Linked DNA regions of Mus musculus: regions 1 and 2 are each linked to region 3. The links are chromatin loops, found by intact Hi-C in ENCODE. Cell type or tissue: left cerebral cortex. All regions are shown on one strand.

Region 1 (8,000 bases), 200 kb before region 3:
TTTATCCAAAGAGATTTACCTAAAACAATTTAATGTCTCCTCCAAATTATAAACCAAAGAGTCCAGTATCCCATGTATCCCAATTTGTCTATCCAGTTCTTCATTTCATAGACATATATAGAACAAGAAATGAACCAATCTCTCTGCAAATTAAAGAAAGGTAGATGGGTGAGATGAAAACCTTGATGTGCCAGGCTGGCCACTGAATTTGATGCCTGAAACTCACAGACAGGTGGAGGGAGAGAATTGACTCCAAAGAGTGGTCCTTGGAGCTTTGTGTGTATACTGTGGCATCTGTGCCCCGACACATAAATCTTGCATGCTCACACACATACACACACAAGTAATGTTTGAAACGGGAGTTGATGAACTAGTCAGAGTGATCACTGCTGGTTTCATGTATTTACCTGTGATGTCTTTATTGAGTGTTATAAAATGTAGGTTTCCCAAGACTAAGCAAACATTTAGTGCTTGTTTTCTTGAACCATTTCTGGGAATGTAATGATACTATGTTCATATTTCATGCATTTTGCTGTCCTACATTTGGTTAATTACTGCAGAGGTTTAGATTACTAGTTTCTATTTGTTTACAGGGCTTTTGCTTTTAAATTTATTTATCTTATGAGAGCTCTATCTTCATGTATACTTGCATGCTAGAAGAAGGCATCAGATCACATTATAGATTGTTGTGAACCACCATGTGGTTGCTGGGAATTGAACTCAGGACTTCTGGAAGAGCCAGTGCTCTTAACTACTAAGACATCTCTCCAGCCCAGGCTTTTGCTTCTATATCAAAGTATTGCCGTGGTTTTTAGATACATAGGCTTCTGGTCTTGAGGCATTCTTGCCTTGAGGCTGACTATCCCAGAAGACTAAAAGATTCTAGCTGAAATGAGGAAATGCAAGCATCTATGTATTGGAGATGTCTTATCTATTTCTGTTGGGTCTTACTGTTTTTCCTCTGTGTGTGTGTGTATGTGTATTTGAGACAAAGTTTCTCTGTGTAACAGCCTTGGCTATCTTGGACATGCTTTGTAGACCAGGTTGACCTCACAGAGATCTGCCTGCCTCTGCTTCCTGCCTTTCCCCCACCCCAGTGCCAGTGTTAAAGGCACGTGCTACCATGGCCTTCATCTGTTTTTACTTTTATGGTAAAGCAACCAAGAAGCTTGCAGGAGGATATGGGACCCAGAGTCATCTAGCCTGGCTGCCAGCTAGACCTTTGTTACCTGTATCAGGACACACAAATGTGAGAGGGCTGTGAGAACAGTTACTGAAAGACAACAGAAATGCTGGAGTTGGAAGTGAAAATCTCCTTTCTTCAAAGGTGACTTAGAATCTTCCAGGAGTTGGACTTGTCTAGCTACTAAACAGTTCTTTCACCAGGCCTTGTGTGTATATGTCTCTCTCTCTCTCTCTCTCTCTCTCTCTCTCTCTCTCTCTCTCTCTCTCTTTCTCTCTCTCTCTCTCTCTCTCTCTGTGTGTGTGTGTGTGTGTGTGTGTGTGTGTGTGTGTGTGTGTGTGTGTGTGTGTAAGTCAGAGGTCAACCTCAGCTATTGTTCCTTAGGAGAGAGTTTTATAAGACAGGGTCTCCTCCTCTGGAACTTGCTCATTAGGTTACAGTGTCTGGCCTTGAGCCCCAGAGATACTTCTTCTGTCTCTGCTTCCACAGCACAGGGATTACAGCTGTGCACTGCTGTGCTTATATGGGTTCAGGGGACTGAATCCAAGTACTCAGGCTTTTATGACAGGCATTGTACTGACCCTTCCCTTATCCCTTCCCTCCTGCCCCCTGCCTGCCTGCTCCAGCCCACATGTTGATGAGCGTTGTAGGGTCTTTATAAATATCCTGAACTTTGGAAAAATTACTCTGAGCCAATAATAAGCATGTTGGTAAGGAATCATCTAGGCTGTGGTCTAAGGATGCTTTTGCATAGACAAGCCATTTGTATATTCAGATAAAAGAGACAGAACCAGAGCCCACCAACAACGACCTGGCATGCTGGACCTTGACAGGCCAGACCCCACCATCCTCATGAATAGTGATGATGATATACCCTTCCCATGGCTCTCTCACCTTCTGCTGCCTGTTCCTCTGTCCCCCTAGAGCGCACAATGACAGAAGATGCTTGAGAAAGGCCAGTGCCTCTTCTCCAGACGGCCACCTCCACGTAGCCAGCACTTTCCTCAGCATGGTACTCAGAGCATTCGAAGTGCAGGGCAGGCTCTAGGGAGGTACAAAGGGACAAGCTGAGACAGGATGCGTAGGCCTCCCAGGTGCCCCTCTGTCTTTGCTGGCCTGTGTGGGCCTGGACACATGTGACCTATCACACATGTCAGATCACACAGGCCCTGTTCATGGTGGGAAAATAAAACCCAAGTAAACAAAAAACCCCAAATTCAAAGAGCCAAGTCAGTGAACAACATGCTATGATTCTGACTTCCTTTTGGTTGGGGTTCCACTTATTCTTCTGTTTTATTTTTTTAATATTTTTAAGAATTATTTATTTTATGTATGTGAGTACACTGTCGCTGTCTTCAGACACACCAGAAGAGGGCATCGGATCCCATTACAGATGGTTGTGAGCCACCATGTGGTTGCTGGGAATTGAACTCAGAACCTCTGGAAGAGTAGTCAGTGCTCTTAACCACTGAGCCATCTCTCCAGCCCCTTGTTCTTCTGTTTTAAGGGCTTTCTGTCAATTATTAGGAGGAATTCAGCCAGTCAAGCAGACTCGGCAGTCAGCTACTGTTTTGGGAATGTAGAGGAGAAGTTAATGAGGTTTTGCTTTCTCTTAAGAAGCAGTTGAGTCGCTGTTCTGAATTTGGGATAACTGCTGTGTATTTTTTCATAGTATTTGTTGATTGCAGGGACAAACAGCAATCTGGAGCTGAGAAGGTGGGACTCTGAAAAGCTTCCCGGCAGTGAGAGAGTAGATTTGAGGAGGAGACTGAAGGAGGTCAATGTGGGCACCAGCTTCCAGGAAGCAAGGAAACCTTGATAAAGAGAATGTTGAGATTTGGCCAAGTAAATATACTAAAATCATACTATGACCTGACCCAATTACAGTTTATATGAAGTTTGGGGCTGGTGAGTAGTGTAGGTAAAGCCCCTCCCCGACAATTAAGTTTTATGACCTGAATTTGATCTCTAGGACCTAAATGGTAGAAGGAGGGAGTAGACTTCTGCATGTTGTCCTCTGAGCTGAGCATGCTGTAGCACACTCTCCCAACAAAATAGACGGGTGACAGGTAAATAGAAAGAAAGAAAGATACATAGATAGATGAAATAAATGTAATAAAATTAGAGATTTAGGAAGTTTAGCTCCCAACACTAGATATATTCTGTCCTAAACATTTTTTTTTCCTAAAAGTGAGGAAGCTTCATCATGGAGGAATAATAACTCTGGAGATGGAAAGACAGAAAACCACAGGGATGGAGTCAAGGAGATAACATGCTTGTAAGTATACCTGTGAGTGTAGTGAGGGTGTGTGTGTTTAATCCAAGTAAACAAGAGTCTGGAGAGCAGAAAGCAGAGTTAAAGGATCATGTGTGTTCATGACTCATTTTGGTAGAACTTAGAGATGCAGGTAAACCTTCCAGAAGGTTCTGCCCTGGCACACTAGACCTCTTCCAGCACAGTCTGATTGGAGTCTGCTTTTGTTCTCCAGAAGTCACTGGAACCAGCTCCATGGCGTTCCCTGTTTCCCAGTTACACCTAGGAGCTCGAGCTGTGCCTGCTCCACGCGGCACGAGTGATTCACTGGTGATTTTCTCTGAGCTGGTTTGAGCTCTTTTGATGGCTGTGTGTTCTTCAAAGCTTTGATGAGACATTACTGGGAACAGGGAACCCAGAGTTTCAGCTCTGGGAGCCACGTTGAATTTTTCTCAAGAAATTGTGAATTCTATAAGCTGTGCTTCCATAAGAGCCTGCCTAGTTTGTAATTGTGGGAATGGTTCCTGCAAACTGATAACAGGAAGCATCCAGAGAAGGGCGTCCAGGCCATCTTCTTTTTTTTGTACCAAGAATTCCAACTCCCACCTCCCTGTTCTCAATCCTGGAGATGTTTCTGATACCTTCCAGGTTGGCCAGGATCAAAATTAAGAGCTGGAAAGGAAGTTATTTTTCTTTAAATCCTTTAAAAGTTTAATAAAATGAGTTGCACAAAGCCTTTCTTGTGTGTTTGTGTAACTATATAATGTGCTTTGAGCATATTCTGGCTGCTCTTCTCTTTTATACCCTGCCCCCTTCCTTTAGACCATTTTGTCCCCATAGGCAGTTTCTTCTCTAGTTTCATGTCTGTACAACCTACAGCTTTATGGATCTGCCAGGCAGGACTTTCTTGACAGACACCTCTTGTTGTTGGTCCTCTCTGGCCTTGGATGACTGAAAAACCAATTTGTTTGTTGTGGAAATGTTGTGGCATCTTCGGAAGCCTGTCACGCCCACAGCTGGCGTAGTTTCTTGATAAGGATGAAATGTCACCATCTGGATTGCTCACCTATCAGTCCCTCTTAAACCCAGAATCATTGGGTGATGCCCTCTTCTGAGAGTGTCCTAGCCTCCAGGTGGCGCATTTGGACCAGACCAGCTGGGGCTGGCTCAGCAGCACCTGTAGCAATCTCCCTGCTCTGCCAGGATAGACTCTGAGAAGACTGTACAATCCCAGCATGGTCCTCTCAGTTGTTTGTTCATAAAAGCAGCCAATTGTTTATCTCCTAGACTAAGGACTTTCAGGGAGAGCAAGACCAACTCCAGAGAGCAGAAGCAGGGGGACTGAAGTCTATCATTATCATCATCATCAATTGTGTCCATTTCTCTCTCTCTCTCTGCTTCTTTTGTTTGTTTCTTTCTTTCTTTCTTCTTTTTTTTTTTTTCTTTTTCCTTTTTTGGTTTTTTGAAACAGGATTCTCTGTGTAGCCCTGCCTGTCCTGGAACTCTCTCTGGCCTCAAACCCAGAGTTCGGCCTCTGTGTATCACCACTACTGGCTTCTTGTTTTCTTTTTTAACTTTTTGATTCTTTGTGAGTTTCACATCATGCACCCCAGTCCCGCTCATCTCCCTGTCCCCTCATATCTGCCTTTCACCCTTGCAACCGCCTCCCCCCAATAAAACACATACACACACACACACACACACACACACAACAACCCCCCCAAAGCATAGGAAACATCTCATCATGGAAGCTGTAGTGTGTCACAGTGTGTCCCACAGTATATCCCTCTGTCCACACACCTTCACTTGCAAATGTTCCTTGTAATGAGTCACTGGTCTGTTTTGAGGTCTCTGGCTTCTGTTATACCAAATGCTGGATCCTCATCAGGACTCCTCCCGGTTATCCTGTTGTTGCCCTGTGCCATGGAGATCCTGCAGCTTTGAACAGCAGGAGTGGCCCTTTCATGCATCCTAACTATTCTTAGATGATGTAGATTTTGGTGTTGGTCAGTTTGGAGCCCTGAATCTGGACCTGGTCGGCTCTCCCCTGTCCAGACCACCCGGGTGAGTTTTCCAGCACTGCTCTGGCCAGGCCACCCAATGCTGCCATCAGCAGGAGGAGAATCAGCTCTTCTGTTCTCAGACCCTTGGGGCCAGCTCACTCACCAGGTAGACATAAGGAGGAGCAGAAGTTCAAGGCCATCCTTGGCTACACAGTGAGTTTGAGGCTAGCCTGGGCCACATGTGACCCATCTAAAAATTGTAAAATTTATCTTACAAGTGTGAGAGCAAAGTTTGCTATCACAAAGAAGCTGAATCGTTGCTTAGAGAAGAAAGGGGACTTACCATCCTCTCTGTCAGCCAGGATCGTTACCCTGGCAGTGGGGAATTTGGCTCCCAGCTGCCCTCCCGTTGGCAGGCTCAATGCAATGCTGAAGGACTCTTCCTCCTCATAAAGGGAGTCATTGATAATCAGGACCTGGCAGGTCTTCTCGCTCTCATCCTTTTCAAAGTGGAGCATGCTGGTATTATCTTCTGGTCTTGAGACATAATCTGACAAAGATAACTGCACGGAAGGAATTGTGCCAGTGGCAGAACCTACGGGCAAACAGGGAAGGTGAGAAGAAACAGAATTGCGAATGGGAATTTCTTCCAGGTCCATCAATGCTTTTGTAAACAGCAACCATCTAAGCTACCATCTATGCAGGTCCGGAGACCACCGCCTCCCCCGCCCCCCACCCCCGGAGTGGGGTCCCGAGGCTTCTCATAGCCCGGCCAGCCCGGTGTGGGAAAGCGCAGTCAAAACTCCCACCTCTCCAGTACCTCTTTCATTTAAAAGTACTAATATGCAGTTGGCAGGCTTCCAAACAGACTGCTTCTTGGTATGGTGCATAGTTACTAATCTCTAAGTAGATGTCAAGTCTAAAGGATACTCCACCTTTACCTCTAATAAAAGGGCAGGTCCACCCATTGAGCCCAAAATTGCGTCTAGGTCCAGCTTTGTGGGTTAAAGGGTGGACCATGTCCACCCCAGGGCTCTGGGTGCTGGGGAGGTGGGACTTGGGAGTTTTGACTGCGTTTTCCCCGGGCTATGAGAAGCCTCTGGACCCCACTCCAGGGGTGGGGGAGCACAGCATGAGGTCCCCCTGCCGGAATTCCAGAACTGGCTGGGGCAGGCGGGACCTGCATAGAGGCTGGGACAGGCGGGACCTGCATAGAGGCTGGGACATCAGGTTCTCAGACTCTTGGGCATCCCTGAAGCCTCTGGATGCCGTGGAAGAGTTGAGAACCGAGTGGGGGCCTGCGGGCTGGATCTAGCCTGGGGCCAAAGGAAAAGCAGGGGTGTGTGTGTGTGTGTGTGTGTGAAGAAGAGAGCTCTGACTAGGTCCCGCCAGAATGAGAGAGTCCTTGGCTTGCTCGGTGGGCAGCTTGGCTTGGTGGAGACCGTGGCTGGGAGCACTGAGAGACCTTCTGCGGGAGATTAGGCGGCCTGCTCTTTAGATGAAGGCCTGCTTCATTGCTCCCCATGGTGGATCCTGATGAGAAGAGACAGTCTATGGCTTTAAGGCTTTTATTTATTGTCATGGCAAAGAGTTGTGATGAGTAAAACTGTATCCCCCCTTTCTCAGGGCAGGCCTGAGGTTAAATATCTTTTGCAGGGAGGAGAGTTTGGGAAGAAGAGCTTAATTGGCTAAGCCCTTCAGGCCTTTAGGTACCTCATTAAAATGGAGATCTGTCTTGAGGCTATGTCATCTGTGGTCAGGTCTTCTACCTGTGGAGGGGCTTGGGCATTGCCCTTAAGTGACTGATAGCTACAGAATTATGGAGAGCTGAGGCCTCTTGTCAGGAGCCTGGTGTCTAGGAGCATGGCAAAGTGCCTACCATTCCTTGTAGGGTCTCCGGGGTTTTAAACCTAGCTCAACCAGAAACCAGGCTGCCTGTCACCGTCCCACACAGCTTAACTGGCATGATAGAGGATTTCTGGTTGTTTAGATAATAGGCAGCATTCCTCATTCATTGGAGTGATGCTCTTGTGCACTGTGTGGAGCTTTGTCTTTGTCATTCCCTCCTTGCCCACCTAAGGTACCTTCTGATTGATTAAAATAGAAAGCCCATGACCTATAGCAAAAGACAGGATAGTAAGGTGGGACATCTGGCAGAGATAGGAACTCTGGGGAAGGAGTCAAGCCCTGGAGATTGCCACCCAGACTTGGAGGAAGTCAGAGACATATAGAATAGTATAAATGGGTTAATATAAATTAAGAGTTAGTAGGAAACAATGCCTAGCTATAAGGCCAATGGCATTAATTAATAAATATAGTCTCTGTGTCATTATTTGGGAACTGGTGTGAGCACAAAAAAGGTCCCTTTGGCTACAGTCAGAAATTTGCGAAAGCAGTTATCAAAAGAACTCATTGCCTTACCTCTGACAGAAGGGACATTTGGCTCCATTGACATCCACTGTGGCTGCATTTCAAAACCCATGCTGACCTCCAGGCTCCCGTGGTCCCCACTCACTTGCTGTATATTTCGAAGTCCCTGCGTCCCTCCTCCCATGTACCA
Region 2 (8,000 bases), 500 kb before region 3:
TCAAAGTGTCAGTCCTCTGTGGGGTAAACAGTAGATGGCGACCTTGGTGACCTAGGGTTCTGTTGCTGTGAAGAGATACCATGGCTACAGCAACTATCCTAAAGGAAAATATTTAATTGGGAATGGCATACAGTTCAGAGGTCTAGTTCATTATCATCCTGGTGGAAAACAGGGCTGCATACAGGTAGACATAGTGCTGGAAAAGGAGCTGGGAGTTCTACATCTGGATCAGCAGGCAGCAGGAAGAGCCCTGTCTTGAGCATGAGACTTCAGAGCCTACCTCTAGTGACATACCTCCAAAGCCACGTCTATTCCAACAAGGCCACACCTAATAGTCCCCCTCCCTATGGTCCAAGGGAGTAGGGGTGGCATTTTCTTTCAAACCACCACACTTGGTCTAGAAAAGCTAATCATTTAAGCATAAATGATTTTTCCAGCATCTCTTATTGCCCATTGTTCTGCTGGGGCGTGAAATCATTTGCACTTAGATTTTTATTTCCTTATTTCCTGCTTTACTACGTAAGAGGACTGTGTGTAGTAGTAATTTTCTAGATGGCAACCATGAGATTGAGTTTGACTTTTCACAGTCGGATCATTATGTATTCCCTTTTCGTCCTGACTGTAGGCTGCCATTTCTAAGGGCTGGTACTGGGTACACCAGAGTCATGCTCTGTTTTCATCATAGAATTTGAATACAAGTAATTGACATGCAACTTGAACTCATTGTTCCATTGGCTTTTAAAGTATTTTAAGACAAGCATGATATTTTGTGCCTGTGATCTCAGCACTTGGGATACTGGGGCAGGAGAATTACTGTGAGTTCCTGGCCAGCTTAGGCTATTGAGATTTTTGCCTCAAAAATTTTAAATCTCTTAACAAGATTCTGGAAGGCATTTGTCCCCATGGCTATTTTGTGGATGCTGTGATAAGTGACTCAGAGGAAGGGTTCCTGTGGCTTACAATCCAAGGGCCTTTTCCATCACTGTATCGAGTCATGGTAACAGGAGCAGCTCTCAGCTGTAATGAGAGTTGTCCATCCCTGAGCAGAGAAGGACAGACAGCCCACATTCAGGGTGAGTCTACTTCTACTTAACCCTCTCTAGAGACAACCTCACGTACATACCCAAAATGACCTCCTTGTTTTTCAATAAAGTCAACCATTAAAATTAGCTCTCCCCTGTAGTGTGATGTTTTAAAGGCTGACTGTATGTTCTCTGTCATGTACAGAATGAGTGAGAGCAAAGACAGCTCAAATGTCAGTAGGGAAGTCCCACATTGTGGTGTTGAGTTGTTTAAATAAAAAAATAGTTTTCTCTTTACTTTTTAAACTTTCTTTTCTTTATGATCTAGGACTTTCCTAAGCCCAGTGAAGAAAAGATTAAGCTGATTCTCAATCAAAGCGCCTGGACTTCTCAATCCAATGCTTTGGCATCTTGCTTGTCTAGACTTTCTGGAAAATCTGAAACTGGAAAAACTGGTCTTATTAACCTGGGAAACACGTGTTACATGAACAGTGTTTTACAAGCATTGTTTATGGCTACAGAGTAAGTTTAAATGTGAACTTTCTGATTTGAAGTAGAAGTGAGTGAGTAGGTGCTGAGGAGATGGGAGGAGGAGAGAATCGTCCCTGCTCCCGTGTAAGCAGCGTAAGTGTTCACAGTGCCATCACTTGCCTCAGTTAAAAATGAAACTGCTCTTAATGCCTAGGAACAGTGAAATGCCAGCGTTTCTGATTCTGACGAATTAGCTTGTACATTGTACTTACAATGCCACTGTTTGATTTGTAATCAGTATGACTTGATGTTTTTGTAATGTAACCAAAGGGATTGGCTGAGCCTACTCCAAAAAGTTTATGTGCCCTACACTACTGATGACTGGTGTGTTTTACCCTGTTTCCTTGCCTCTACTGTCCTACTGTATTTTTTTTTAATTCATATATCATAATTTTTTTTTTGCTTTTAGGAAACCTAAGCTTTGATTCCATGCCAAGATGTTGGTTCCTGAACAGATAGGCATTCCTGTGAATTTTCTTTCAAGCCCCTTTTCTTTTGAATGCAACAAACCTGAAATCAGTCCTTAGCTGAGTGACATCCTTGTGCTGGAGACACATCTGCTAGGGTGCCTGCTGCTAGTGCAGCGCCTGCCTGTGCATGACCCCAGCACCTCATAAAGCCAGGCTTGCTGTTGCGCATCTGTAATCTCAGCACTTGGGATAAAGCAGAAAGACCTTTATGGTGATTCGTGTCTACATGATGTGTGTAAGGCTAGCGAAGACTACATGAGGCTCTGTCGTGTCTCCCCTCCCCCCCCAAAAAAAATTGTCCTTGAAGATACAAAATAATTGTCAACTTTTCCTTAAATCGTGCCAATTGAGCTGACCCAAAGATGGAAGCTGTTAGAACTTAAACACTGTTAGGTGTGGGCTCAGCTTTAGGGTTTTGTTGTTTGTCCCAGGCTATGAAACCCAAGTGCCTGGGCTTCCATTCAGTTTTCTTGTTGCTTAGTTTGTATTTGACAACTTGTTTTAAGACAAAGGGATACTCTTAGACACACGTGGTATTAAATGTAAGACTGAAGAGTCCATAGCTCACCACCAGAGGTCACCTTGCTAGCTATGTCATCTTACGGAAAGTAGTGACCTAAGCACTTGTAACTACAGAGTGTTGTGGCAGCCAGTAATGCTATCTCAAAACAGGGAGATCTCTTAAGAAATACATGAATTATTTTCCTTGGTTTAAAAAAATCAAACTTGTAAAAACCAAGATGCATACATTCTCAAACATATCCGCTATGTGCATTGTTTGAGAACTTTTTTGTATAGTTATCTAATACAAAACAGTTGCATATAATTAATGTATGTGTACACACATCTGGAAGGAGCCCTGTTGAAATTTTTCTTGTCAGTCACTTGACATGGTGTTTATCTTTTTTCTTTAAATGTGTTTGTTAGTGCTGGGTGGAGACACGCATGCATCCTATGACGTGTGTGTAGAAGCTGGAAGAAAACTGTAGTCCGTTCTCTCCTTCCACCTTGCCACGGGTTCCTGACTAGAGCTCGGGTCATCAGGCTCTCATGGCAGGCACCTTTCCCAGCAAGCCACCTTGCCAGCCTGACATTTGCTTACCTATATTTTTGGTAAATATCAGTGTTTTGCTCATAGTTAGCATTTCTCTAACCATGCACAGATGAGACTTTCCTTGACTAGGCTATGCCAAATTATTTTCCCTTAAAACACTACGGGGGGCGGGGGAGAGGTGCGGAATGTTCACCCTTGTAGATGCGCTTAGAGTGCACAGGCTGATGTCAGGATAGCTTCCTCAATCACTTCTTGACCTTATGGCTCCTCGTGGAGCCTGGAGTGACAGAGGAGAAGCACCTTGCCCAGCTTTCACATGAGGGCTGGAGACATGAGGTTACCCAGGGACCATCTCCCTAACCCAAATTTGACCTTTTATACCAATATATGCTTGTACCTGTGACCCTATACCTCTGACAGCACTTGATTCAATCAATCAGTCTTAGATTTTTCACAATTTAGCAAATGTTATTCCTGTTTTCTTATTTTAGGAAAATTAGGTCTTAACCATAGTAGCCTCAAATTCATGATCCTCCTGCCACAGCGCTCTGAGTATTGCAGACTACAGATTCACCCCAGATTACAGGCATATGCCACCATACCTGGCTTGTAGCACACCCCTTTTATCTCTGAGAAAGAGAAAGAAATTCAAGAGCATACTGAGGCTGTAGGATCCCCTAGAACTGGAGTTACAGGTGGCTGTGACATGGGTGACATGGGTGCTAGGAACCAAACTCCGAGCCTTCTCTATGGCAGGATGACTTTGTTTTTACTTTGTCTATGCTGAGGTTTTTCCTGAGTGTCTGTACCCCACTTTAGGGCCTGGTGCTGTAGAAGCCACAAGAGGGTGTCCAAGCCACTAAAACTAGAGTTACAGCAGATACTTGTGTCTTGTGGGTGCAAGAGCAGCCAGTACTCTTAACTGCTGACCACCTCTCTAGCCATACTCCTTCTCTTTTTAAAATCATCCTAAGTTCATGATGTGTTTTGATGGAAGAATATTTTTTACTTTTGAAATAATCAACTTTAAGTTGATTTTTATAAGTTAAATTAATATTTAGCCAATTTATATTTGCTGACCCAGAAAATAGAACTATGACAGCATCCATACCAGGCCATGTAACAAGAGCCCATTCATTTATTGTCACCCCGCCATCTTTATGATATAAGTCTACAGACAGACACATAGGTAAACATCAGCATAGACAGATGTAAAAGCGAAGTCATGGTGCCAGAGAGAAGGCTGGGAGTTTGGTTCCCAGCACCCATGACAGGCAGCCCACTCCAGCTCCAGGGGACCCTACAAGCATCTAGAAGCACTTGAAGTAAAAGGAGTATGCTAGAAGCCAGGTGTGGTGGCATACACCTGTGATCCAGCACTCAGGAAGTGGAGGGAGAATATGAGTACTCAACAAAGTGTGCTAGTAACTGTTAGTAAGGGGCTGCCCTACACATCAGGTAACACTGAGGATAACCATTCTTAAACTAGCTTCCTTTGAGCTTCTTTATAAAAAGTGCGTAAGTGTATAGATAACATTATATTATTTTATATTCTTTTTCAGGTTCAGAAGACAAGTATTATCTTTAAATCTAAATGGGTGTAATTCGTTAATGAAAAAATTACAACATCTTTTTGCTTTTTTGGCTCATACACAAGTGAGTATTTATGTGTGTAATATGTACATATTAACTGCATGATCATGTTCTTTAAACTATATATCATCATGAGTCTTTTTAACTGGTGGAATTGTGTGTCATGTGTCTTGTCCAAAATAAAGATCCACTTGCAAGTGCTCAGGGACTCTGCCTGGACACCTAGAACTCTTGTCTCTTCTCCCTGCTTCCCTTCCCTGCAGAGGATTATCATGCTAACCAGCTACACATCAAGTCTACTTTCCTGATAATAAAGAATTTCCTTCATGAAAAAAACTTTAAAGCTAGGCTTAATGTCCTACACCTGTCACTCCAGCATTCAAAAGACTGAGGCAGGACTCTGAGTTCAGGGCCTGTCTGGGCTATGTAGCATGCTCCTATCTCAAAGAGACAAGAGGGGAGGGATGAAAGAAAGGACTGAAAAGAATGGACTGTGGCTGGGATTTTGTTTTGTTTTGTTTTGTTGGTTTACAGAGACTGAATATATTGATATAATAGTGAACACAAAATAATTATGGTCTAGGCTTTTTTCTCTGTAGTCCTTTTGTTAATGGTTTTGTTTTACAAGACAATGTTTCTCTGTGTAGCCCTGGCTGTCTTATAACTCCATTTGTAGACCAAGCTCACAGAGATTTGCCAGCCCCTGCCTCCCAGGTGTTGGGATTAAAGGTGTGCGCTACCACACTCAGCTTTTCTTTATTTTCTTTTAGGTATTCTTTTATTGTACTTACATATCTTTATAGATCATTGTTCATCTCTTAAGCTCTTGAACTTAAAACTTTGTGGTGTTCTTTTATATCCACAAATTAATTCAGTAAAGTCAACTTGAGGCAGGGTCTATAGGTCCTTTAGTTAAGTTCATTGAACAGACATGTTCAGAGGTTCTGTGTATAGTCTGGTAAGAATCAAGCGGGGATCTTGCTCTCAAAGAACTTCTAGCTAAGGCTCAAACATACATAAATGTAGGTATGTTGCTCACATAAAGCATACATCATTATTTTTCTGGTTCACTCTAATTGCCACTGTCTCACAGTCTGACCATGGTCGGGAAATGACAGTCTTTAGAACTGAAATAAATTTCTTAAATGGAAAGAATTGAGAGCAAGTTTGAGATGACTGTAGTGGCTTAGAGTTGATGATACACTCAGAGGATATGATTCACCTGGAGAAATATGTTAACAAATTAACATCAGGACCCAGGGGAATAAAAACTGCCTCTGAGCCAGGTGTGGTGGCACACTTCTGCATTGCCAGTATTCCAGAGGTGGGGGCAAGAGGCTCAGACACAAGTCTCAAGCCAGTCATAATACTACAAAAGCAGCGTTAGACCATAGCCAAAACCAAACAACACCAAAACCTCTCTCCCCTCTCCTGTTGTTTTCTACTAATTTACTGAATTAATTTTTATTCTATACTTCGTACATAAACATGTGTGTGCATCTGTGTAGATATGTATACTTTATTTATTTACTAAATCAGAGATATTAGGAAAGAAACCCTTCAGGAGGTTTCCATGCTTTCGAGAACCAAGAAAGGCACTGTCACTTTATGCCACAAATATTTCAAATACAGAGAGAATCCACATTTTCAGTTTAACCAGGTCTTTTTTTATGTCTGTTCATTTTCGTTTTGTGAGAATACCTAAGATTTGAGCACGCATGACCCAGGTTCATTATCAACTGCCTTTGAATTTCTGAAAGAAAGGGGCATGGAGAAAAAAAAAACAGAAAGTAAAGAAAGCAAGCAAGCAGAGAGAAATAAAGAGAATGAGAGATTATCAAAGTCCTTACCAGCATGTTCCCATCCACACTTGAGGCAGGTGTATGTATAAGTCCACATGTATGACTTATGACAGAAATTTTCAGCAAAGTAAATATGTGTGGTTCCTATTGCACACACAATACACACATCATTTGCATTCATTAACATCATTCTCACACTCCGTTTTTTTAAAAAGATTTAGGGACTCAAAGCCATGTGTGTCAGAGAGGGATAAAAGCAGGGACCCTATAGCAGGAGTTAGAGACACCTGAGTCCTGTGGTAGTCACCCGTGTCCACTTGGTGGTTCCATCTGAGCAGGTCCCATGGCTATGACTAATGGTTGCTTAATGTAAAAGTTGCCTCTGCGCCAGGCGTGGTGGCGCACGCCTTTAATCCCAGCACTCAGGAGGCAGAGGCAGGCGGATTTCTGAGTTCAAGGCCAGCCTGGTATACAAAGTAAGCTCCAAGACAGCCAGAGCTACACAGAGAAACCCTGTCTCGGGGGGGGGAAAAAAAAAGTTGCCTCTGCCTTTGCTTTGTACCCATGCCTGGCATACTTTGGTAAAAATGGAGTATGGGAGTAATCTTTATGAGGTTCAGTCACTGGTTTGTGCTGTAAGAGTCACTTTCTCGAATTTCCTTTCCACAATCAAGAGGGAAGCTTACGCACCTCGGATATTTTTTGAGGCTTCCAGACCTCCGTGGTTTACTCCCAGGTCACAACAGGACTGCTCTGAGTACCTCAGGTTTCTGCTGGACAGGTACAAATGGTTTAAAGTTCATTAAGCTGTCTTCTCTTAGTACCTTATTTCTCTTAATACTGATTTCAGACTTGATCTTTAAAGCACCATGTGTGACTGTGTGTTTATAAAGTTGTCTTTGTTCTTAGTTTGGTTTGGGATTCCTAAGGGGCAGCTAAAACTTCAGAACTCTTGTCAAATCCCCTCTTAACTACATATCTGTGGGAGTTCAGGCTCTTCTTTGCCTATTTCATCTTGTAAAAATAGATATCAGTAAGGAAGGATGCAGTGCAGATACGGAACCCAGCTGTCTTCTGTGGTGCCACATGCTTAGAATACTTAAAAAGTATGAAGCAATGATGCTTACTTAAAAAGCTGGAAATTAATTTGTGATGGATTCATTCTAGATATATTGTTTTATATATTTTATTGTTTTTAATATAGTAAATATCTTTATGTATGCATGTACATACATATGTTGCTTTTTTGTTGCTTGATAAAATACCATGGCTAGAAACAACACAGAGGACAAAAGTTTATTTTGGTTCACAGTTTCACAGAGCATATAGTATGTCATGGCAGAGAATGCCTGGCAGCAGGAATTTGAGACCTGCCTGGCAGTTGGGAAGCAGAGAGAGAAAGGAAAGTGGGACCAGGCTATAAAATTTTCAGAGCCTGCCCTCAGCAGTGTGTATCAGCAAGGCTAGCTCCATGATCCTTGAGAACAGCACCACCCACTAGGGATGCTGGTTCTATAGGGTTTAGTTG
Region 3 (8,000 bases):
CAATGCTGGTGGAGTCCCAAAGAGGCATCAGACACCTTAAGACTGGAGCTGCAATGGTTGTAAGCTGCTCTGGAGGATCTGGGAACAGAACTCAGGGCCTCAGCAAGAGAACAAGGACTCTGAGTTATAAAGCTATCTCGCTAACTTTTTGCTTTGACACAGGTCATGCTATGTAGACCAGACACACAGAGATCCTCCTGCCTCTGCCTCTGAGTGCTGGGATCACAGCATGCTCCCCAGCTGCAACAGGTATTCTTTAAAAAAAGAAAAAAAGTTCTGAGGATGTGGAATAAAAGTAAACTTTATAAAGAAGTCACTGTCGCAACATTGTGGAGACCCCAAACATATTACACAGTCAGTCATTCTATCCGTGGCTATATATTGAAAGGGTGTGAAATGAGCACCCAAAGATACCTGATATCCACATGTTCTGCTGATCACAGCTCTAGTCGGGTGGACTGAAATACAAAGGCAGCCAGGGACCTCACATGATACAGAGACATCATGGTGTACTACTATGGCTAGTCATGGCTACCATAGCGAGCACCTATTTTAATGGTACTTAGCTCAGCCCTTATGCGGTTATTACGAGATCAGTATCAGCATTGCCTGCATTTTATAGATGAGGCCAAGATAGGGCCAATGATTTGCCTCAGGTATACCAGACTTAGATTTGAATTCACTTCTGTTTCTTGTGCCCGTGTTCCTTTTTTTTTTTTTTAGCAATCTCTTTTTTTCTTCTTCTTTTTTTAATTAGGTATTTTCCTCGTTTACATTTTCAATGCTATCCCAAAGGTCCCCCATACCCACCCCCCCAATCCCCTACCCACCCACTCCCCCTTTTTGGCCCTGGCGTTCCCCTGTACTGGGGCATATAAAGTTTGCAAGTCCAATGGGCCTCTCTTTGCAGTGATGGCCGACTAGGCCATCTTTTGATACATATGCAGCTAAAGACAAGAGCTCCCGGGTACTGGTTAGTTCATATTGTTGTTCCACCTATAGGGTTGCAGTTCCCTTTAGCTCCTTGGGTAATTTCTCTAGCTCCTCCACTGGGGGCCGTGTGACCCATCCAATAGCTGACTGTGATCATCCACTTCTGTGTTTACTAGGCCCCACATTGTGCCCGTGTTCCTAACGCTTGCCTCATACCCTCTGCCAGGGAGACTGAATCTCACCCAGTGTCCTACAGAGAGCTCAGCACTTCTCTGCTGTCCACCCTGACTCAGGCCGTAGCTGTGCCATGGATGAAATATGCTCCCCCCCCCCTCGCCTGGGCTATGTGTTTCTAACACAGAGTCACTCACTGTGTTTGAGAGAACATGGCTTAAAATATCCTCAGGAGGCCAAAAGTAAGGCTACTTTAAAATATTTTATTTTATATTATATTATATTTATTTTATTTTATATTATATTTATTTTATTATATCAATTTATCTTAATAATTTTTAAAATTTAAATTTCGATTAAAATTTTAAAAATATTAAATTAAAATTTTAATTATTTTAATAAATTAAATTATTTTAATAAATTAAATTAAATTATATTAATTTATTTTAAAAACATATTACTTTGGATTCAGCCCAGCCATAGAGCAATTAGAAAGGTTTTTGTGGTTATTGTTGTTTTTGTTGTTGTTTTCTTAGTAACAGTAGTAACAGTTCCACAAAGAGAAACCCCTCAGTTTCATGCTGACAGCTTGTCTCCTCTCAGCAGGAGAAACTGGTTATACTAGTTTTGAAAAAGAAAGGGCATAAGTCTACCCTAACCTTCACCAGTTAACCTTAGCTTAGAAATAAGTCTCTTCATAGCCCCAAGCGAAGTAACATGGTTATTTATGTAACGATATTACTTACACTTGATACAAGTTTACTGCTATCTAGGGTTAGAATCAAAGGCATTTCTTAGACTGGGGAACTGCTATTCAGGCACAAATGGTTGTGGGCTGCAGTGTGCCACTCCTGTCCCTAGCTGAATCCTATTTAAACACACCCTCCAGACTGAAACTGAATGTACTACTCAGTCATTGGTTCAGTTAAGTAAGAAAACCAGCATTGGGGCAATTCATAGTTTAAATAAGTCATCGAGAATAAAATATCATCAAGCTGAAAATATTCACTCACCTGATGTTGTCACAGCAGCTGTGCTCTCGGTCATACTGGGAGTGTCTGTCAGCCTTAGGAAGGCCTTGCCTACCTCCTGGTATCTCTCAGGCCCACCTTCCCGGGGCCTCTATCCGTTGACACACATTGGCTAGCATTTAAATGATGCAACATTATTTAGTGTCTGTTAATAAAGATAACTAGAGGTCTGCATAACTGCGAGGACCAGAGTGGAATTAAAATCTTTGTTCCAAAGAATTGCCTGCTGTGTTAAATTTACTTCATGTAAACGAAGTGAGCACCACAAGGCAGCACCAAGGACCACTCAACTGGACATAGAGACTGCAGAGGTCAGGGCAGGCGCTGGACTTGGAGAGTAGGAGTGTTTCTAATGCGGGGGTCCCTATGATCCCTTAAGAAAGTGGCTTCTTGTGTACGAACTGCATGCATTGAAAACTTTACACAATGTTTGCGAACTCTGAGGTTTGAAAGGCTGTCAAGCTCGTGACAGCTCAAAGAGTAATGAAAGAAACGTGAGTCGGGAGAAATCTTCCAGGAAAGTGGAATTCGAACTGAACTGCAGTGTCCGTGTGGCTATAAAAGCAGTTACGTGCTTTACAATGCTTTAAAATGCTCTGTTGCTCAGTGACCGTGAGGCAATCCCCAAATAACAAAAGTAAACGCTAGAAAACAAGACCAGGCAAACCCCAGTCACCCTGAAAGCATAAAGGGAGTGTGTGTAGCGCTGAGCAGAAGCAGGAAGCCCGACCACAGCGGAGACAAACTCCAGGCAGATACCGGCTTGGGCTCAGGACATAGGAGAAGAGTAGCTTTGATTCGAAAGTCTTTGGAAATCAGCCCTTATTAAGCTGCGGAGCGGGAGCTGACCACCAGCTAATAGAGAATTGCGGTTCTTTCTGGTGTCCTTGATGCGTCCTCCCCTCCCCCCCCGCCCCCGAATTTAAAGAAATGCAAAAGCTGGTGGCTTCTCAGGTTGAAAATTCGAGTGTGTGGAAATGGAGACACGTGGCGACCTCTAGTGGCTGTTCTGCATAATAGAAACGAAATGTGGAAACAAAACAAAACAAGAAAACACAACTGGAGAAAACATCAAGTCTTTCCCTTCCTCTTCGTTGTCCAGGAGTATCATCAGGTCGTATCTATGACTTACATCCCACAAATGTGTCAGGCAAGCACAACTGTGTTTTGAGAATTTTGAGCCAGCGTCTGAAGATTAAACAATTGTGTTTGAGACATGCAATCTGACAGAGATCTCATCAGGTTGGTTCTGTATGTGCTTGGCTACTTTTCTCTAAGTAGTATTGGGCCAGTCACTGCAGCGCCATGCAGAAACACAAGCTACGATGTTGGAGAGGAGGAAAATAGTTTGGATCCTTGAGCTCTGTCCGACGTCTATCGTCCTTGTTTTAGCCGTTCATTTCTGCCTACGAGTATCTGCCAGCTACCTCTGCTTCAGATGATTGCTACAGGTGATTCCTGCCGATCTCAACAGGAGGGCGAGACTTTTATGGTTTTTTTTTTCCCACGGGAGTTCGCACCTTGTCTCTGTGTTCCTATAGAATGTTCAAACTACTTCCTGTTTTATTTTCTTCATCCAAATGCTTTTTTAAACTTAAGGAAACGCAAGATTATACACATATGACACTCAAAATGACCCACTTGGGGAGGAAGGGGGCAGACGCAAGAGCCAAGGAGTGGACAAGTTTGCAACATAGCCCATGCTTATTCCCATAGGAAGCTGTGAGATTTCTTTAAGGATGAATTTATTCATCATTGATCAAAAGGAGGTATACTTCAATTAAAAAACAGGGTATTAAATGGAAAAAAAACAAGATTATTCTTTGTTTTGTTTTGTGTGTGTGGTTTTGACAGGATAGTAAATGGAGACAAAAAAACAGATTAGTCTTTGCTTCTTTGTGGTTCTGACAGGCTTCAACTCAGGGATGAAAATGGAGGATGGATTGGGAAGAACGGAGGGAGGGGTCAGGATCCACAGCCAGCCTACCTGCTTTCTTGGCTTGAGTGGTCTGTGGGTTCCCAGGAAATGCCTGCTGGGGCTAGGGCATCAGATAATGCCATGAGTCCAGGGAGAGAGTTCTGGATGGAAAGATTTGTGTGATCCAATGAGGGCCATGGCAGGTGGTCTCTGCAGCATTAGAGATGAGACTGGGGATTAGATTTAGGACAGAGGTTGGCTAGATGAATGTCTGCAGTGAGTCTACTTGCTTCTCTGGTTATAGTTGTATATTGGAGTTTGGTGTTGGGATAAGATAGCCAGAGGAGATCTTTGAAATTCATTAGAGGAGGCAGAGATGAAAGAGGGACCTCTGCTGGTGGTCTCCTGTAGAAGTTAGAAGGAGAATGTCCAGTTGGAGTTGAGAGTGGAGGAAGAGGGAAAGGTCTACCTCCTTCTTTCTCCAGAGTCCCAACATTATATTTTAAGAAAGGTTTTCTGATAACATCCCAGAGAAGAATTTATTCAGTTTCTGGATTTAAATGCTTTTCGTTTTTCTTTAGTTTTTGAAGGATACTCTAACTTTGTACAGATTTGTAAGTGTCTATGATTTTCTTTTGTTACTTTAAAAGTGCATTCTTTGTTGAAGTCAAAGACACCTCTCTCACCTCAAAGGGAATAGGAGATTATTTCAGACCTAAATATGAGTGACTGTAGCCTGGGAGCATATATGTAGGTTACCTACAAATACCACATTCCAGTGTGGAAACAATCTCATGAAGTGTTTGTAGTAAAAAAAGAAAGTCTTAAGCCATGGCCTTTGTACAATGTGTTGGTGGAAGCACGAGGTAGGTGGGGTCTAGCCGAGTGGGGAACCTGCTGTAGTCCTCAGTTGCATTTATTCTAAGCCTTTGGGCCAGTGGAAGCTGGGTGCTTGCTTACACATTCCCAAAGGGTTTACCCAATACAAGAGCGTCATATCACACATAGAGGTGGGCATACAGGGCTTCTTTGAGAGATAAACAGTTTGGGGTAACTACTCTCCAGCATCTAACATTCCAGCCCTGCATCTTAATCAGTTTTATAAGATGCTTGACACATTCATGTCTTTTTTTAGGTAATGTCAGTTCATACCTTACCTTGTGGCCTCTATAATTTCTGCTGAAAACTTGGTCCTTGGCCTTGCTGTTCCTTCACCAAAGATACTGCGTGTTTTTACTTTCACTGCATTTCTTACTTTAGGTGTATATTTGTGGGTCTGTGCTGGTTAGGACGTTATTACCTTGACACATGTTATGGTCATCTGGGGAGAGGGAACCTCTATTGGGAATGTGCTTCCATTGAATTGGCCTGTAGTTAAGTTTGTGGGAGCATTCCCTTGATTAATGATTGATGTGGGAGGGCTCAGCCCACTTCAGGTGGTGTCACCCCTGGGCAAGTAGTTCTAGGTTGTATGAAAGCAAGCGGGCAAACCATAGAGTGGAAGGCAGTAGGCAGATTTCCTCCATAGCTCCATAGATCCAGGCTCTGCTCCTGTTTGAGTTTATGCCCCCACTTCTCTCAAAAATAGACTATGATTGGGATGGGTCAGCCAAATTAATCCACTTTTACCTGTCCCACCCCGAAGTTGCCTTTGTTCATAGTGTTTAGGATAGCAGTAGGAAGCAAACTTTGGCAGGGCCTGGATATACAAGTAGGTATCCTTGGAGGCCACAAGGCATAGAAACCTCTGGGACGAAAGTTACAGGGAGTTATGAACCACCAGATGTGGGTTCTGCAAACCAAACCTGGGTCTTCTGCAAAAGGGAAAGTGCTCTATATCACTGAGCAATCCCTCCAGCTCCCATACTATGTGGCTTTGATGTCTGTTTTCAAGACTTGGTTTTGCTTTAGATTGTGATGTGCCTGAAGGTAATTTCCTTGGAGATCTGTTAGCTTCATAAATGTGTATGCTGATAACTTTTAGCCATTTAAAAAACTGACTTTTTAAAATATTTTCGAGTATTGTCTTTCTCCCCTCTCCCCCAGGTATGCCAGTTATGAGCAGCAGACTTTTAACTGTGCTGAGGTGTTTTTTTCCCCCACATTATTATATTTTTCCTTGTTATTATGTTTCATTTGCTATTAATGACCACTAGTAAGCATACTTACTGTGTCAAGACTGCTAGAAACCTATGGAATGAGTACTGGATTTTTCAACTCAGAAACACACACACACACACACACACACACACACTGTGGCTATGGTGCCAGTGTGAGACACTTCTAGAGGATAATTATTCCCTCCACTCTTACAATTTGCCAATTCCAGAGAAGTAGTTTTATTAGGTGTCAGAATTATCAATGGCAAATAGCTGATAGTCACTTTGAATGACAAATTTTCTTAAAAATGAGCCCCAAAGGGTCAGTCACATTTCATTAAATACTCAAACTATAGATCCTAATGCTTTCTGATTTACCTTTCTTACGGTAGTTTGTGTGTGTGTGTGTGTTGGGGGTGGGTGGGGAGGGGGACAGAAACTGTTGGGTTAGTATAACAACAGATGTAAGCCTATCCTTAGGTCCTGAGATTCAGATAAGCTCAAGAAAGTGAGTTTCCTCTCTAATTATGTGTGTGTGTTTTACTCATTATCTTGCTTTCTGTTGACTCTATCACTCTTGCTTCTGACAAGGGCATTACATTCGTGAAAAGGCATTGGTTCCTTACCATGCTTACTTATTCTCGTGGGTGAATATTCATTCCTCATCATGGTTTCATGTACTATTACCACAGAATATGGTAGGGCTAAGATCTGAACCCAGGCAGCCTGTCAGTAGGGCTGTTACACACATAACCAAAAAAAAATTTCAAATTCTCTGTAGCTGCAGGAAAAGGACAAACTGATGAGAACTGGACCTTTGTTCATGAAAGCACAGGACAAGGGGCTTTGTGTAGGTGCCTTATCTTGGAGCCCAGGGCAACTATGTACCATTTAGAAGAGTGAAAGTGACTCACTTTGGCTGGGACAGATGGAGAAGTGCATAGTGATAAGAGACACAGGTAAAGGCTGTGATCTGTGTCACCTTAAACCATGTTTGGATGTGGACTGCATCTCACAGCAATTGGCAAGTCATGCAAACTGTGGGGCAGGCTCGAACCACACAAGAGGGAAGAGACATATTATTAGAAGTGACACTTGATGAGTGTAAAAAGTGTAAAAAGACTTTATTGGAAACTGAGAGGAGAGTGGAGTCCAATGTTTCAATTAAAGGAGCCATTGTAGAAGTGACTGCACCGATCAAGCAACTTCATATCAGATGTTTAGTTGGGTAAGGGAGAGCGAGAAAAGCTAGGCGCAAGTTTTCCAGGTTGCATGACTGGTCCTGACTATAGAGCTAGGAATTCAGGAAGCAATTGCACTTGTAGAGAAAGACCATGAGTTTCCTTCAGACATGTTGAATTTGAAGTTTCTTTGAAGCACACCAATGAAGGATGAAGAATGAAGATGGATTTGGTACTTAGAAGACTAATCTAGACTGGGGTAGACATGTGACCATTACCCATCATCCACATGTGGCATGTACAAGGGTGCCTGCTACTCTCATGAACAAGTTATCTTCTCAGTGATGAACAAAGCTTAGTAGATCTCTATGCCTCACCATAGGAACTGAAGTCATGGGATGGCCTTGGTAATAGCAACAAAGAAGTCCTTGGTTTCTCTAGCTTCCAGTTGCAGCCTTCTGAAGGATGTTCTGTGCTCAGCATCTGTCTCCTATTTGGGAGTACTTTTCCTCAGGCTCAGTGATGGATCCCAAGGAGTTATATACTTTATTATGTGACAAATACTTCTGGGTTTGGCTGCTTGGCACATCTACAGGCATCCCATACAACCCAAGCTTGTCTGTTTTCCTTTGAAGAAACAAAGAAGGGGAAGTCAGAAGCCACA

What was found. A loop is a pair of places that touch in the nucleus more often than their neighbours do. Peaks named below come from ENCODE experiments on the same cell type or tissue, not always from the same donor. Only the 100,000 strongest peaks of a DNase experiment are listed, where the experiment ranks them.
Region 1: it touches region 3 in a loop (10-fold over the local background); 40 of 42 quality-filtered maps call a loop at or near these places.
Region 2: it touches region 3 in a loop (9-fold over the local background); 12 of 42 quality-filtered maps call a loop at or near these places.

What each region holds. Positions count from the first base shown.
Region 1 is chr8:80,684,899-80,692,898 of GRCm38, reverse strand. It overlaps Frem3 (Fras1 related extracellular matrix protein 3), which reads right to left. Exons shown (of 8, transcript NM_001167898.1): 6 at 5,784-6,035; 7 at 2,078-2,227. Among named protein-coding and RNA genes, the nearest start is that of Smarca5, 51 kb to the left of the region's middle. In left cerebral cortex, a CTCF peak has its summit at 4,571; a DNase peak (open chromatin) is centred at 4,573.
Region 2 is chr8:80,986,740-80,994,739 of GRCm38, reverse strand. It overlaps Usp38 (ubiquitin specific peptidase 38), which reads left to right. Exons shown (of 10, transcript NM_027554.2): 6 at 1,351-1,544; 7 at 4,640-4,733; 8 at 7,147-7,253. Among named protein-coding and RNA genes, the nearest start is that of Usp38, 24 kb to the left of the region's middle. In left cerebral cortex, CTCF peaks have their summits at 2,594 (motif pointing right) and 3,914 (motif pointing right); a DNase peak (open chromatin) is centred at 2,592.
Region 3 is chr8:80,488,208-80,496,207 of GRCm38, reverse strand. It overlaps Gypa (glycophorin A), which reads right to left and starts at 2,163. Exons shown (of 8, transcript NM_010369.3): 1 at 2,121-2,163. The coding sequence starts at 2,154. RefSeq lists a cis regulatory region at 2,259-2,441. In left cerebral cortex, CTCF peaks have their summits at 2,941, 3,145 (motif pointing left) and 4,451 (motif pointing left); DNase peaks (open chromatin) are centred at 2,905, 3,080 and 3,353; H3K4me3 peaks cover 667 bases.